2 separate regions of the Homo sapiens genome follow, and region 1 is linked to region 2. A link is a loop called in an ENCODE intact Hi-C map of the cell type or tissue named here. Cell type or tissue: gastrocnemius medialis. All regions are shown on one strand. Each heading gives the region's core, and the rest is flanking DNA. Links, peaks and the distances in the headings are about the cores only. Region 1 has its middle 25 kb from the start of IER5. Region 2 overlaps MR1 (major histocompatibility complex, class I-related).

Evidence for each region. Hi-C counts contacts between places; a loop is a spot of excess contacts. Peaks named below come from ENCODE experiments on the same cell type or tissue, not always from the same donor. Only the 100,000 strongest peaks of a DNase experiment are listed, where the experiment ranks them.
Region 1: a loop joins it to region 2, with 6 times the contacts of the local background. A loop is called at or near these places in 2 of 110 quality-filtered maps.

Annotation. Positions count from the first base shown.
Region 1 is chr1:181,109,224-181,117,636 of GRCh38, forward strand. No RefSeq gene overlaps it. Among named protein-coding and RNA genes, the nearest start is that of IER5, 25 kb to the left of the region's middle. RefSeq lists an enhancer at 2,598-3,797. In gastrocnemius medialis, for the core only: no CTCF peak of the experiment used is centred there; DNase peaks (open chromatin) are centred at 1,312, 2,571, 3,448 and 4,228; H3K27ac peaks cover 3,238 bases.
Region 2 is chr1:181,058,310-181,066,722 of GRCh38, forward strand. It overlaps MR1 (major histocompatibility complex, class I-related), which reads left to right. Exons shown (of 6, transcript NM_001385161.1): 6 at 1-3,629. Among named protein-coding and RNA genes, the nearest start is that of IER5, 26 kb to the right of the region's middle. RefSeq lists enhancers at 3,719-3,848, 4,489-4,538. In gastrocnemius medialis, for the core only: no CTCF peak of the experiment used is centred there; DNase peaks (open chromatin) are centred at 2,850, 4,112 and 4,682; H3K4me3 peaks cover 1,124 bases; H3K27ac peaks cover 4,872 bases.

The DNA of each region.
Region 1 (8,413 bases), core at 358-8,357, 51 kb after region 2:
AAGAGTCCAGGTATCTGTAGGGACTCTCAGGACTTGTAAGCCAGAGAGAGCTGTGGGGAGGGGGTGGAGGTGACCACTGCAGAATGGTGAATGTCTGGGGAAATGAATGTGTCCCTTTCAAGGATTCTGATTGGCTCAGTTGTTCAGGGGAGCAACTCAGGAATCAGTTTCATTAGACTCCTTAGCATCTTCAGGGATGCAAACCTCTGCTTTGTTGGTTTATGTCTGTGTGTGTCCTGGAATAACCTCCCTCTACCACAGCTGTGGACACTCTCAGAATCCTATGCCCAGAATGTCCTTCAGGGGATCATTTCTTGTAGCTTGGGAAGGACCTGGGTGTGATTTGAAGGGTCTCAGGAGGAGGGGCAGGCACTCACATGCCCCTAACCATGTCTCCTACTAGCCTGTAGCTTCTTTGGGGACATTGGTCTAGTTTTGAGGCATGATTTTGGGTACCCATTGAAATGCAAATGCTGCCTCTGCACTCCTGATGACTGTGTGCTGTAAGTTGCAGAGCAGCAGGCACAGAAAAGGGCCACCCAGCACAGACCAAGAGCCTGAAGGAATGGGATCTGGGACCAGGGAATGATGGGGATGGGGACAGGTCCAGGGAGGAAAAAAACAAATAAACATGGGGGTTAGGGTTAGAAGCCTTCTTTGCTGTCTGCGCTTCATCTCTGGTGAGCTTGAAGGACTCTGGAGCTGCCCCCGGGTCCTGGCTTGCAGGATAGAGGTGCTCAGCCATCTCTGAACCATAGGGCCTGTGGACCTGACTCTGTGGCCTGGGATATCTGGGAACCTCCGTGAGGTAGATGGGGGCTGGAGTGAGATTTTATTCTACCTTGAATATGAGAATAGGAAGGCTACTTCTGGGAGTTTTGCTCCTGTCTGCATTCAGATCACCTCAGCTTTCTTTGCTTTGAAGAATGAACAGAAGCCAGGGGCTCCATTTGATAAGGGCTCTGCGGGGGAATTGTGGGATGTGGTTGTGAGCTGCAGGGAGCCCTTCTCCTGCCCAGATGATGGATGTGACAACCCTCTGCAAGAGAGGCAGCCAGATGCCAGTTGCTTTTCTGGTGTTAGCTCTCACTGGTGGGGTTCAGCTAGAAAGCCCTGGCAGGTATCATATGCAAACCAAATGAGGGCCAGAGGCACCTGGCCTGAACCCAGGGTCCTCAATGCCAGACACCTGGGAGTTCCCCTGCAAAGGGTAAGGCAGTGGAGGGGAGGGGCTGAGCTGGAAGCTGAAAGAGATGGGGCAGAGGATGGACTCTTCAGCCCCAGAGGAACTGGTCTTAAGCCTGTTGCACTAGTCAGAGTGACCAAGAGGGAGCCCCCATGCCCGCGTGCATAATCAAGTTCTGAGAGCTGAGTGATTAACGTGTAACTCTGGCAACTCAGATCTGGCCATTTTTGGTTACTCCAAGGCCACTGAGCCTTCCTCCTGAGGTTCCCTGCATTTCCCATCTCCACCTGTCAACCTCTGTGTTGGACTGTTTGGTTTTATCTGCATCCTTAGCTGACACGTTCAAGAGCTAATTGAGCTTAGAGGGTGAAAAGAGGCTCACCTTCACTTTCAGGATTAAATTCAAATTCTCCAGTACTAGATATTCAAGCCTTTGTGGTCCATTCCCTGCCTACTTTTACTGCCTCATCTTTTGACACCATCCCACATGCATGGCACCTTCTAGTCCAAACACATGGAGGTGTTTGTAGTTTTCCAGAGGATGGTCTACTGTCATTCTGCTGTGTCTTTGCCCATGCTGTTCACTCTCCCTGGAGCATATCCTTCCCTTCTCCCAATCCAGAGATGCCTGGCTCTTCCTATGAGGCCTTTGAAAGAACTTGTGGCTCGTCTTTTCCAGAGTTACTTTCCCGATGCCCCATGTCTCCCCATTCTGGGGTAAGAGGTCCCTTCTCTGTTCTCCCAGTCAACCCAGTCACGGCAGTTATCTATTAGATTGTGATCATTTGCTCCTTTGTCTTCCTTTTTTTCGGGGGTTGGGGGGATGGAGTTTCACTCTTGTTGCCGAGATTGGAGTGCAGTGGCGTGATCTTGGCTCACTGCAAGCTCTGCCTCCCAGGTTCAAGCGATTCTCCTGCCTCAGCCTCCCAAGTAGCTGGGATTACAGGCATGTGCCATCATGCCAAGCTAATTTTTGTATTTTTAGTAGAGATGGGGTTTTGCCATGTTGGTCAAGCTGGTCTTGAGCTGACCTCAGGTGATCCACCCGCCTCAGCCTCCCAAAGTGTCGGTATTACAGGTGTGAGCCACTGTGCCTGGCCAAGCTCCTTTGTCTTCCTAAGAAACAAACAATTTCTTCTGGGGTTTCTCAGTGCTTAGCACTGTGCCTGATACAGAATCATCACTTGTTTATTTGTTTAGTTGCCAGTTGTCCGTGTCCTCCCCACCCCCACTAGAATTTAAGCTCCATGAGAGCAAAGATCTTGTCTTCTTCATTCACTGCTAAACCCCAATGTCTAGCACATAGTGGGCCTGCCATAAATATTTGTTGAATGAATGCATGGAAGTCATGAGCTGTGATTCACATTTGGATCCTCCCCTGAGTGCCCCAGTGACCTCGTGTAAGTTCCTCAGTATACTTAGGATGGTGTGCGTGTGTGTGGGGAGTTGTGGTGGGACCTGTGTTTAGTGCACAGCCTTATGGACCACTTCAAGTCTTCTCTGTCTGAAATCTTCCAGCCTCTGCTCCTGTGGCCAGTTCTGTGCAGGATTCCCAGCTTTGTGCATGTACAACTCAGAAGTATGGAGGAGTTCGTACCTTGTGGATGAATGCTTCCCCCCATTCTTTTCCCGGTGGATCATCTTAAGATGAGTTTCAGTTTCCTCAGACGGTCTTGCAGGGTTGCAGGGTTGGTTACCAGTTGATCCTTAGCCATAGACAGCTTCATAATGAATCCTATTGACTCTCTGTCCCCTGTTTCTGCCTCCTGGGATTATATTCCCAAACGCACTACTTGCACGTAAGCCTTTGTCTCAGGTTCTGCTTTTCGGGGGAACTCAGGTGAAGACAATCAGGTTCCACTCTTGGCTCTGCTACTAACTAGTTCTATTTTTGGGTAAAACCATTTCACCTGTCTGCTTCTGTTTCTTCAGCTGAAAAATGAATATCATTGCCTACCACACAAGGTTTTTTGTAATATTTGATAATTCAATATATGTGAGAATGTCCGATTCAGTCCCTGCATATAGCAGGCATTCACTAAAGGTTTCTTTCTTTTCTTCCCTCGCATTGCTCTAAAAAGGCAGGTCTGGGAAGCCTGCTTGGCCTGTTGGCCTCCTGGCTGGTGAGGCCTTGTGAACAAATGCTGCTGAACATGATATCTGCTCTGGTGGGAAAGCCAAGCCAGAGGAGCAAAGGGTGACTAGGCCAGATGACTCAGGGGTTTGGCAACTGGATCATTCTCTTCAGAGCATTCTGTAAACATTGGTCAATGGAATCTTGCAACATGCCTGACAGGTGGGAGGCGGGCAGGAGCAAGGGTGTGGAGGATGTGGAGGCAGGGAGGAGGCCAAACATGTTGCTCACAGGGGCCGAGGGCAGCATGTTTAAGATGCTCCTGCAGCATGCTGGTAGGAAATGTTTTCAATGGGGGAGAGGATGGGGTGGTGACTTCTCAAGTTCTATTTCTGTCCCCTGCTTCTTTCCTGTCAACCCCATGGCCTTTCCCGGGTGGCGTCTTGTTGCTGCAGAGAAAAAATCTTCATGCACCCCATGTCCAAAGTAGCTTACAGCCCATAGCCATGAAAAGTGAGAGTACAATTTCTGGCCTTCCTATGGGAGATGAGAGAGGGATTTGGGGGAAGGGGAGCTGCCTGGCTCCCCCTTTATTTATATATGATATACCTCCTCAGCCCACAGGTAAGGCTGGTTCTAGGCACATTAAGCCCATTGGCTCCTGGGAAGATCCTTGGGAAATGACTCAGAAGGGCTGGGTCAGCTTTCATGGTGTTTTATCTTTGAGCAGTGAGACCTCTGCTTCCCACCCTCCCTGGCAGCCTCGGCAGCCAGCTGGGGACAGTCATGCTCGCTGATTTGCAGAGGGATTCTCTTTCTCTCTGCAGCCTCCACCACCCCAAGATGAGCACGGGAAGGGGAGGTTGGTGCCAGGGTGAATGGTTGGGTGCCTCCCCCTCCACAGAGGTGGTCCATCTCCCAGAACCACCCTCCTGCACCTCCCGATGGACTAGATTCCTGCCCTGTTGGAAATCTGGCAGACATCTGGCTTTGACTGGGCCTTCTGAAGTAGCCCGGGAGGGGAAAGAGGCAATTGTCAGCAGATGATAGCCGCAGCTGGTGCTGTGCCTTTGTATCCACAGCCCCTCCACCTCCCTGTCCCTGCCCTGCTCCTTCCTTTTGGTGGCAGCCCAAGGCCTGCTCCCACCTGGCTAGCAAGTCCCTGAACTCCTTACATGCCCACCGTCAGGTCTCTGTGCCTTGTGGTCAGTTGCATTTAGAGACCTGAGGCTCCTCTCACTGCAGCCCCCCGCGGACCTCCCTTCCCTGCCCCCTAGCCAGCTACTGGCTGTGCAGGCACAAGCAGAGCAATCTGAAGAGCTGGGAACTTTCTCTGGAGGGAAGTGGCTGAGAGGGGTGGGGAGAGAGAGTGAAAACTGAAAGGGAGACCGGCAGTGAGAGAATTGTGGCCTAAATTGCCAGGACCAATCATCTCTAGGCGCCCAATTCCCAATTTGTTACATTCATCTGGGGATGAGCATTGAAATAGTCACACGTATATATTGCTTGCATATGCAGACATTCAGTGTGCAGTAAGTCCTCAGCTAACGTGATCGATGGGTTCTTGGAAACTGTGACTTTAAGCAAAATGACATATTGAAATCAATTTTACCACAGACTAATTGATATAAACAAGAGTTAAGTTCCTATGGAATATTTCTGGTCACAAAAATATCACGAAACTTTTTCTTTTCTTTTTTCTTTTTTTGAGACAGGGTCTCACTCTGTCTTCCAGGCTGGAGTGCAGTGGCAGGATCATTGCTCACTGCAGCCTCTGTCTCCTGGGCTCAGGTGATCCTCCCACCTCAGCCTCCCAAGTAGCTGGGACCACAGGGGCATGCCACCCTGACCAGCTAATTTTTTTGGTATGTTTTGTAGAGATGAGTTTCACCATGTTGCCCAGGCTGGTCTCGAACTCCTGGGCTCAAGGGATCCACCTGCCTTGGCCTCCCAAAGTGCTGGGATTACAGGCATAAGCCACTGTGCCTGGCCATCACTAAACTTCTTAATAAAGACTCAAAACATTTCTAATATTAAACACTGAAATAAATGTGAGCTATGCATACATTTAAGAAAGATTAATAAAAATAAGATAATTATTAACCTGCTTTCCAGTTTAGGGTTGAAGCCTATCCCAGCAGCTCAGGGCACAAAGTAGGAACTGACCCTGGAGAGGCCGCCATTCCATTGCAGGGCACACTCACATCCCCACTCGCTCAGACTCGGATCATGGAGACATGCCAATTCACCCAACACGTGCATCTTTGGGATGTGGGAGGACACCAGAGTACACGGAGAAAGCCAGGAGGAGCTGCTGTAGCTGGCTGGCCAAATTTGGTCACACTCATCCTCAGCCCCAACCCTCCTTTCCAGCTATCTGATCCTCCCATACTCCAGGCCCACGGTCCACCGAGTGTATGAATTGTGTCCTTTATCACAGTGGTTTTCAAAGTGTGGTTCCTGGACCAGCAGCATCAGTATCTCTTGAGGACTTGAAATGCAAATTACCGGCCCATCCCAGACCTGCTGAGTCAGAAACTTTGAGAATAGGGCTCAGCAATCTGCTCATCAAGCCCTCCAAGTGATTCTGATGCTCTCTAAGGTGTGAGAACCACTCTTTCTCATGATGTTTGCAAGAATCTGAGCAAAGAATACTTTGTCCAGGGCAGAGAGGCCAAGGCTAGCAGTGGGTAATTGCTCTAACAAGCCAGACTTCCTGGTGAACACCCTACAGCTTGCAACAGGTGCTAGAGGGTCCCACTCACTAACAACTACAACAGAGGCATCCAGAAATGCTGAGCGGACAGTTCTCACCGACATCTCTCCTAACTGGGAGTGGGATTCAACAGAGGTAGAAACGCTCTTCCCCAAAAATGTGGTGAAGCTGGGGAAGAAAGGGGCAGTGAAAAGAGAAAGAGAAATAAGGAAAGAATACGGGAAAAGCTGGGCATGGTGGCTCACGCCTGTAATCACAGCACTTTGGGAGGCCAAGGCAGGCCGATCACTTGAGGTCAGGAGTTCAAGACCAGCCAGGAACCAGTGACTTGCAAGAGGAAACATGTTAGCTCAGCATTAAAATGCAGTGTTGGTTCTGACTTGGTGTCCACATCTTTTCTCTGAAGGGGCCTCTGTGACAGTATTATTTGGTTAGCTAGGTTTTTCTGAGTAACAAGGCTGAATTTTTGGAGGCAAGGAGTATAGTAGAAGGAGCATTGGATAAGGAGTCAGCAAACATGAACTCTTCTACCCACTTTTAACATATCTTTCTCAACTTAATGGGACTTTTTCTGGCCAGTTTCCCAACCTGTGCAGCTAGAGTAATATTATTAACTCCATTTACCTGAAAACAATGCTTTGAGGATAGGATAAGAACCCTGTTGTAAAAACTTTTGGGAAAGTTAAAAGTGTTTAGTATCTAGTCCTACAATACTAGTTTTTGTTGTTGTTGTTTCTTTTTTTGAGACAGGGTCTCCATCTGTTTCCCAGGCCAGAGTGCAGTGACGTGACCATAGCTCACTGCAGACTCGATCTCCCAGACTCAAGCAATCCTCCCACCTCAGCCTCCCAAGTAGCTGGGACTACAGGCACACGCCAATATGCCTGGCTAACTTTAAAACTTTTCATAGAGGCTGGGCGTGGTGGCTCACGCCTGTAATACCAGCACTTGGGGAGGCTGAGATGGGCGGTTCACTTGAGGTCAGGAATTTGAGACCAGCCTAGACAATAGCAAAAGCCTGTGTCTACTGAATATACAAAAGTTAGCTGGGCGTGGTGGCTGGTGCCTGTAATCCTAGCTACTCAGGAGGCTGAGGCACAAGAATCGCTTGAACCCGGGAGGTGGAAGGAGGATGCAGTGAATTGAGATCACACCACTGCACTCCAGCCTGGGCAATAGAGTGAGACTTCATCCTGAAAAACAAAAAAACCAAAATCTTTTTATAGCGACAGTGTCTCATTATGTTGCTCAGGCTGGTCTTGAACTCCTGGGCTCAAGCGATCCGCCTGTCTCAGCCTCCCAAGTGCTGGGATTACAGGCATGAGCCACTGCACCCAGGCGTTTTTTTTTTTTTTTTTTTTTTTTTTTTGACAGGGTCTTGATCTGTCACCCAGGCTAGAATGCAGTGGTATGCTCACAGCTCACTGCACTGGGCTTGACCTCCTGAGCTCAAGTGATCCTCCCACCTCAGCCCCCTATAGCTGGGACTACAGGTCATGCCACCATGCCCAGCTAATTTTTTTGGTATTTTTTGTAGAGATGGGGTGTCGACATGTTGGCTAGGCTGGTCCTGAACTCCTGTGCTCAAGGGATATGCCCACCTCAGCCTCCCAAACTGTGGAGCCAACATGCCCCACCGATTTTTTAAAAATAATCTTCTCTGTGGCCTGAACCCAAAGGGCAATCAGAGTCAAAGGGCAGGTTCATATGTTGGAAATAACAGTTGAGCAAGGACAGGATGTCTGAGCTCTGATTTCAGTTTTGCCACTAACTAGCAGTGTGATTGTACATCAACTGCCTTTCTCTCTGGGCCTTAGTTTCCCCGTCTATAAAATGGGGATGTTAGATTAGATCATGTCTAATGCCACACTAAGATTTAACAGTCTGGAAGTCTATGACTTTAATTAGTTATCATGGTCTTGATTTCTAGGCAGGCTATCATACTCTGGCCTTTGTGTCATGGAGGGAGAGAAGCCAAAGAAAAGAGATGGTGTGCATCAGAATATTGTTGCTAGATCCAGGATGCAGGACATGGGGGATGGAGACTGAAGGCAGAGCTGGAAGGCTGTCATTCTCAGACAATTTTCTGGAAGTCTGGGTGCTTTTTTCACCCATGAAGCTCGGGTTGGCAGCTCATAAACCAGGGAGTTCCCAGGAGAGAGAAGCTAGTGGGCTGGCTTTATAGACTCCTATGCCACCTCTCTCCTTGGCTTCATGACACTGGATATTTGAATTCCAATTGTCCCCTTCTGGAGACCAGCAGGGGTGGAGGGTAGGGAGCTTAACCTTTCAGCTCCACATCTATGCCTTGTCCTTAGCCTGGCCTTGAGAGAGCTGCTCAGAAAGAAGGGCGGTGAGCAGGCCACTGGCTTTAGGAAGGAAAGAGAAAAAGCCCAGCATGCTCTTAGAAGACCAGCATTCCTGCCTCCCCAAGCAC
Region 2 (8,413 bases), core at 176-8,175:
TTTTTTTTTTTTTAACTCCACTGTATTTATTACCTGTTTTTGTTTTTTTTGTTTGTTTGTTTTTGATGTGCATATAGACCAAGATGTGGTAAATTTAAATGGCAGATGTTTTTGATGTGGTACATTTAAGGGAGAGAAAGCAGTTTAAAGAGCAGGGTGAAAAATCCAACAAGACTCCATCGAGAGTTTCTGAGCTCTCCCATCAGGGGCCAGTCCTCCTTTCCTCTCTCCTCTTACTCCCATGATTTCCAAGTTGTGATCCTTTCCTTATTTCTGAGGAATGACTTGGTTTCTCCTCTTCTTTTTTTGGCCTGAGAGAAGATGTTTTTGCACTTGTAGCTATGAGGAACAGATTGTCCACTAGGGAGGCCAGCTGATCATTTTCTGCCAGAGTCACACAGAGCAGTCACACCTTATTTTGAAAACCACTGTCTGGGGTCTTTGTCCTCACATATGCAGGTCTAGTGTCCCCACAAAGTGATCAGATGGATATATAAAGTGGAGTGCCAATGTATTAATTTACTGTGAGAAACACAATTGCTAAGTGGGTCAGATATCTGTCTCAGCTGGTCAGTACACCTTCCAGCAGGAAAATCTACATAAGAACAACTAAATCACAATCTGTAGAGTGCTTGATGACCCCAGAATTGGTGCAAGGGGACACATTCTTGCTTGTTAGCACCTGCTCTCTGGAGTTTGCTATTTTCTCACACACAGTGTATTAGTTCACAGAATGTTCTCCAAGGAGGACAGGGGGCTTTGCCCATAGCCATGTGCTGTGGGCAGCAGAGCTAGGAAGAAGCACAGGCATCTCCCAGCCCAGGTGTTTCCCACTTAACTGCATTGCCCTTTTCATCTTTTTTTTTTCCCCAATAGCTTCAGGACATTCAGTACATTGTGCTTTTTAGAGGTTGATGATTCCACTGCCTGAGCTGCCTTCACCTCTCTTTCTTTGGAAATTGCCATCTTTGAGCATTGTATGTCTCTGTAACATCTCTGCATCTCCTTTTCACTCTGGCCTCCCTTTCTCCATTGTCCTTCTAGCTTCTGGTTGCCCCAAACCCCACAGACTGTGTAACAAAACCCAAAACCTATTGGTTTAAAACAATACCCATTTTATTTTCTTTCATAGTTTCTATGGGTCAGGAATTTGGATATGGCTTGGGTAAGCAGTTCTGGCTTCTCATGGAGTTGGAGGCAAGTGGTGGCTGGAACAGAAATGGGGCAGCCAGGGGTGGTGGCCAGGCATCAGCTACATCTCCTCCATGTAGTCTCAGGAACTCTCCATGTAATCTCTCTGTGTGGGTTGGGCTTCCTCACAACATGGTGGCCTCAGGGCAGTCACTGCTTACATGGCAGCTAGCTTCCCTCAGAGTGAGTATCCCAAGAGATCACAGTCAAAGTGCATAGCATTTATATAATCTAATCTTGGAAGTCACAAAATGTCATTCTTGTGATACTCTCATTGGTGAAGAAGTCATAAAATCCTGCTCAGGTTCAAAAAGAGGGTGTATAGAACCCAACACTCAATAGGAAGATTGTCAGAGTTACATTGTAAGAAGAGCATGTAGTTGGGAGATATCATTGTGGCCATTTTGGGAAAGATGCAACATGTCACAATGTCATGTTCTCCATCGTCTCCCCGTTCCACCTTGTACTGGTTTCCAAGGGTAGTCGTTTAAAAGTACCACAAAAACTGGGTGGCTTGGAACAACAGAAATTTATTGTTTCACAGTTCTGGAGGCCAGAAGTTCAAAATGAAGTGTTGGCAGAAACATGCTGCCTCTAAAGGGACTGGGAAAGGATCTGTTCCAGGCTTCCCTCCTATCTTCTGGTTGTTCCTTGCCTTCTGGCTGCGTAACTCTAGTCTTCATTTGGTGTTCTCCCTGCATGCATGGCTTTGTGTCCAAATTTCCTTTTTTCATGAGGCCATCAGTCATACTGGATTAGGGACCCACTCTACTACTGCAGGATGACCTCACCTTCCCAAATTACATCTGCAACAACCCTATTTCCAAAGAAGGCCACATTCTGAGGTACTGGGGGTTATAACTTCAACATGAATTTTTTGGAGGAAACAATTCAACTCCTAACACATCTCTACCCAACCTCTGTAGGTTCCCTCAATCCACCAAAATTTTTTGGCTCCACTGGATTATCTAGCAGTTAGGAAACCAAGATCATTAAATGAATTCACCGCAACTACAGTGAGACTGACTACCTTAGCTTACCTCTGTGAAAGGAGTTAAGCCAAAGGAATCTGTGGAATTTTGGAGAGTTTGGGAGCATTTGGGGGCAGGAGGCAAATGTTCTTCCTTTAAATCACAACACTTAGTTCTCTTCCATTTATAAGACTCACCCCTCCATCCCAACCCCTGCACCACAGGACAAGGAAGTGTTCTTGGTCTTCAACTTTCATCCCTGATGGTGAAAGCAGTTGCTCCTGACCTATTTGCCCACCAGCTTCTCCTCTGGAGCCTGAGGCTTCTGATGCCTGCCTGGCTGGTTCTCAGTAAGAAGGTCAAGTTCAACCAGAGGGGAGATGCTGATGCCTTTCAGTACTTAAATATGAGTTCAGACCCTGGGGCCTGGACATAAGATTTGGGGTCCCCTGGATATAAGATTTCTGAAAACACTCAGACTGTGGAGACCCCTGCTGAGGGAGAAGCCCCAAACTGTGGCTTCAGGGGAATGCACCAAGGCTCTCATTGAGGCCACCTTCTCCAACAAGCTCCCCTCCTGCTTCCCCATGGCTGGCATGGCTGAGGAAAAAGGACACTGAGCACAGCCCGTGCATGAGCGGCTTGCCATGCAACAGGATAAAACCCATAATGCCACTCAGCAAGCCTTGGTTGTAAATCTAGTTTGATTACATTTGTAATCAAATGATGGCCATTTGTTCTGTTTCTGGTTTGTGAACCAACTGAAGACATAAGCAGGGCCTCAGCTAACCCACAAATAGCACATGTGTGCAAACTGGAAAAATGAACCCTTCTTCTGGGAGGACGCCAGCCCAGGCCAGGTCACCCGGCTTGGCCAGCAGAACACAGAGTAGATTTTGGTCCCGTTTGTTCCCCAGTGGGGTATCTATCCTTGTGCAGGGCACAAGCCTACATGGTGGCTCTGGTCATATCATTAGAAAATAGACAGAAATGGGCTGCACACCAGAATGAATGAATTGAATTGAAAGGGAGGAGTGATGGTGGAAAAAAAAACAAGTCAATTCATTTAGACTGGTAGAACCAGAACCACTGTGTAGTACATCCAAACGGTTAAAATTCCCTGGAAGATGTTACATAATCCTATCATGGTGTTTATTTATGGAAATCTATTTTAAAAATTTTATGTAATACTGCACAGTCTGTTTGCATGATGCCTTGTACGTAGTAGCAACTCAGTAAATACTTTTTGAATGAACTAGTATAGTATTTTAATTAGCTAGTCTTCATGTACTGGTACAAAAGAACAGTGTCATCTTACAGCTGAAGTCATAGAGGGGAAATATCCCACTCAAGATCATATAACATTCCAGGTACTCAGGATGAATGGTTTGAGGACTGGTCTGAATTCTTCAAAGGTTTCAGCTGTATTAACATTCTCCATCTAATAAACTTTATCTTGTCATTGCATTGTCTGTGAGATTAGTGATCTGAAACATTCCATCAATACCCCCACCCCACCCAACACATACATATTAAAGACAAAGATAGAATTCGGAGGTTCTTATGGGAGGTACTGTTTTTCTCGAAGGCTATGAGAAGAGGTGCTGAGAAATGAGTTCTCAGCCATCTTGGGGGCCCAAATATCTGAAACCTTCCAGAAATGTAACTAGTCTGAATTTGCTTTTCTGTCACCATTTGGGTATTTGGTTAATGAAAGTTCTTAACATGCAAATTCCACCCACTCTTACCAATGCCCTGAGCTGGGAAGCACCCTGAGCACTCTTACCACACCCTGAGCTGTTGCTTTTCCTCTCCGCCTTGCCCCCACTCCGTGTTGGCTGCACCAGCAGAGGCTTCTGCATTTGCCCCTGGGCGGGAGTTGGGTATGAAGGTCTGGGCCAGAAGGTTCTGAGTCCCTAAGCTGAGCTGCTGGGTGGCAGCTGGAAGGTCAGGCTGGCTGAAGCCCTGGCGAGGTGACACTGGGTCTGAGGCAGGTGCAGTGGCAGCGGCCAGACCTCTGAGGACACAAATGGGCTAGAGTGTGGGAACAACCGGGGAAACAACCCGGGGGTGGGAAGGGAGTAGGAAGGGGGGAAACAGCTTCTGAGAGGAGGCTACAGGATGAAATGGGAAGCCACGAAAATAAGGAAGTGAAACCAAGGGAGAAATAAGAGTGCCACCCAAGCCGAGGCCGTCCTGGCCTTTCTTCCTTTCTGAGGCATCAGCGCAGATTCTAAGTTTACTTGAACTAACCGAAAGCTCTGTTGTTTTCTGAGCAACATCACAGTGGCATAAATAGAGAATTCCTGGAACACACTGGCAAGACACACGCTCTAGAAGGTGACAATTCTGGGGAAATCTGAAGGGCTGGAATAATAAAAAGTCAAACATTTGGCATCCCATCAGCTGCTGAAACACAACCCTCTCACGTACTTTAAAATACCCAACACATGCACTCTGCATATTACTCACGAAACAGCTACGAATGCACAGTCCCTGTGTTACACACAACAGGAAGTTGCCAAACCAGATGTAACCCACCAAGGCCGAGCACATGGGCAGCCCTTCACCTTACTGTTAAAAGACTGAATGGTCATTGGTCCCTGAGGATCCCTGAAGAAGACAGGCAAGCTGTTCTAATCCAATTTAGGTCTTTGCAACTGAAATTGAGATCAAATTTCAAAGATCTGTAAACTAGTGCAGCTTCACAGACTTGAAATTAGTCTACAAGATGACATGTTTCTGGGCCTAATGATGACATTTTTAGAGACTGCCCCCAGCCACAAGGAATTATTCGTTTTTTCTGTGTGGCATGGTATACACCATATTTTCATTCAAGCCACAGAGTTTTTTTTACCCCAGTTTCTTATTAATAATCTGCCACAAATACTGATATTTAAATCAAATTCTTATGGCCTTCATTAGTTAATCAACCATTCATGAAATATATGCGCCATAAGGCCTGACACTTCAGTGCCTGGCACATAGTAGGCACTCAGTACATATGCATATTGACAAAATGAACTGCTGCTCCTACAAGCCAGACTCTGTAGGCAACACAGCACAATGATGTTCTGAAAATTAGCAAGTACAAAAATGGCCCAGACATATGCTTATAGAAAAATCAAGCTCACATCACAGAAAATAATTTTAGAGATTGTAATCTAGAATGCATTTCTATAAAACAGTCCCTGGGTTTTCTGCTAACAGAAGAAATACAACTCTGGCTGGGGGCACGGTAGCTTACACCTGTAATCCCAGCACTTTGGGAGGCCAAGGCGGGCAGATCACTTGAGGTCAGGAGTTCGAGACCAGCCTGGGCAACATGGTGAAACCCCGTCTCTACTAAAAATACAAAAAAATTAGCTGGGTGTGGTTGCTGGTGCCTATAATCCCAGCTACTTGGGAGGGTGAGGCAGGAGAATCACTTGAACCTGGGAGGCAGAGGTTGCAGTGAGCCAAGATTGCACCATTGCACTCCAGCCTGGGCGACAAGAGCGAAACTCTGTCTCAAAAAAAAAAAAAAAAAAAAAAAAAAAAGAAAAGAAAGAAAGAAATACAACTCTGACAGTGAGCTTTCATAGTAATACTGAAGACACAGGTTGAATAAAACTTTCAAGTGAGATGGGAGGGCCTGCACATAAATATGCCATGAAACAAAGGACATGGGGAGGATGAAGGGCTCAGCACTGCCTCCTTCCCTGCAGCCGCTGGGCTGGGCTAAGAGGACCCATAGGCAGTGGCGATGGCGACAGCAAGGAACTCAGAGATGTTCAGTGAGACAGAGGAACTTCTAATCCTCTAGTTTCCTTTTGTCTTCCTGATAGCCTATCCTCAGAGAAATAATTCCCTTACTAAACGCCTAAGTGCTTTTCAGCTCTGCCACTCAACTGACACTTAGCTATTCTGTGTTGGTATTTATCTGTTTCTGCTCGGCTTATCTCCCTGGCTGGACTATAAACCCCTTAAGGGCACAATGTGAATTCTGTGTCCTTCACTTAGTATCAGGGTGATCTTAAGTTGTTTAACTTCTCTGAGCCTCATTTTTATAAAACCCGGGGCTAGTCAATACCTGTCTTCCAGTGTCAAAGTGGGGATTAAAGGAGATGTGTGTGTGCAAGCATATTGCAAAGAAATGGCATCTGGGATGTGTCTTCCTCTACGTGCTCTCCAGGGACTGCTCCCCATGTCCCATATAATCGCAGCCACCATTTATGGGTGCTTACTATGCACTGGGTACTTCACATATATTACTTCTATTCCTCATAACAACGTTGGCAGCAGGTATTATTATTATTATTTTGTTGAAGTTCAGATAAATTGTATTTCTTGACAAGGTTATATAGTTAATAAGTGGCAGAGGCATGATTCAGACTCAAGACACTGTCTTGAGTCTGGGCACTGTCCTATCTGCACACAGGGCACTGTCCTATCTGCACACAGTAGGCCCACTCCATCAATGCCTGACCAAAACTGTGAGGTGTCATCCACTTAAAACTATTGAGGACTAAACTCTGATTTTTTTATCTTGCCCAAATTCTTATCTAAGGGGACTGGGGAGTCATGCTCTATAAATCATAAATTCTCATCAGATGGGTTTTATTTAACCCTACATATCATGATTTATTTTCCAACTTGACTCTGACATAACATTACCAGACAAAGAAGAAAATCAAAATATTTTAACCTGGCCAGGCGTGGTGGCTCACGCCTGAATCCCAGCACTTTGGGAGGCCGAGGCAGGCGGATCACAAGGTCAGGAGTTCAAGACCACCCTGGCCAACATGGTGAAACCCTGTCTCTACTAAAAATACAAAAATTAGCTGAGCATAGTGGTGTGTGCCTATAATCCCAGCTACTTGGGAGGCTGAGGCAGGAGAATTGCTTGAACCGGGACCCAGGAGGCAGAGGTTGCAGTGAGCCGAGATCGCGTCACTGCACTCCAGCCTGGGCTACAGAGGAAGACTCCGTCTCAAAAAAAAAAAACCCACAAAAATTAGATGGGCGCAGTGGCAGTCACCTGTAATCCCAGCTACTCGGGAGGCTGAGGCAGGAGAATCACTTGAACCCAGCGGAGGCAGAGGTTGCAATGAGCCGAGATCACGCCACTGCACGCCACTGCACGCCAGCCTGGGTGACACAGTGAGACTCCATCTCAAAAAAACATATATATATATGATATGTAATATATTTAATATTAATTTAAATATATCAATTTTAATGTAATTTAAATATTAATATTAATTTAAATATATATATATTTTAAACCTCAAAACATGTTTCTTTGCCTTATTTTGAATTGGCCCTGCAAAGCTGTTCTTTGTCAGGGGAAATTTGCATCTGTAAAGAATCTCTATTAACATAGCTAGATCTTTTTCTTCCAGACCCTCCCAATCCTAAAAAGATTAACTAAGATCTGAATAGGAAACATTTGTCCCCTATTGTCTTTAAGCCACTGTAAGACTTAAAAAGAACTTTGGTCTCCACAATCTTTATCTTAACCTGAACATTCCCTTTCTATCTATCCCAGGTCTTTAGGCAAACTCAACCAATTGTCAACCAGAAAATGTTTAAATTCACCTATAGCCTGGAAGCCCCCACTTTGAGTTGTTCAGTCTTTCTGGACCAAACCAATGTATTTTTTAAATGCATTCGATTGATGTCTCATGCCCCCCTCAAATATATAAAACCAAGCTGCTCCCTGACCACCTTGGGCACATGTTCTCAGGACCTCCTGGGCCATGGTCACTCACTCACATTTGGCTCAGAATAAATCTCTTCAAATATTTTACAGAGTTCGATTCTTTTCGCCGACACTATGTTCTGTACTTAATCTTGGGAACAAAGGAGTTCAAACATCTGTGCAATGAATCAAAAATTAATAAAGGCCCTGATAAATTTAGGAAAGTTTGAATCTTTTTCCTCTGACTTTGATGATGTGACTTAAAGGCTGAACAAGGCCTAAAGGGCCAAATGAAGCAAGTTACCACACATTTCATGGACATGTCAGTGAAACCCGTGGATAACATTCGCTACTTGTTGATTCTTAGTATATGGAGATGCTGGTGCATAAAGGAAAAAGTATAAGCTCCCTCACCTTGCAAAAACAACTCACCCAGGGTAGATCTATGGGCACACAGAATTGCAGAGCTGGAGGGCCCATTGAGTGTCATATAGTTCAATTTTCTCATTTTTTTTTTTTTTTTTTGAGACAGAGTCTCTCTCTGTCGCCCAGGCTGGAGTGCAGTGGC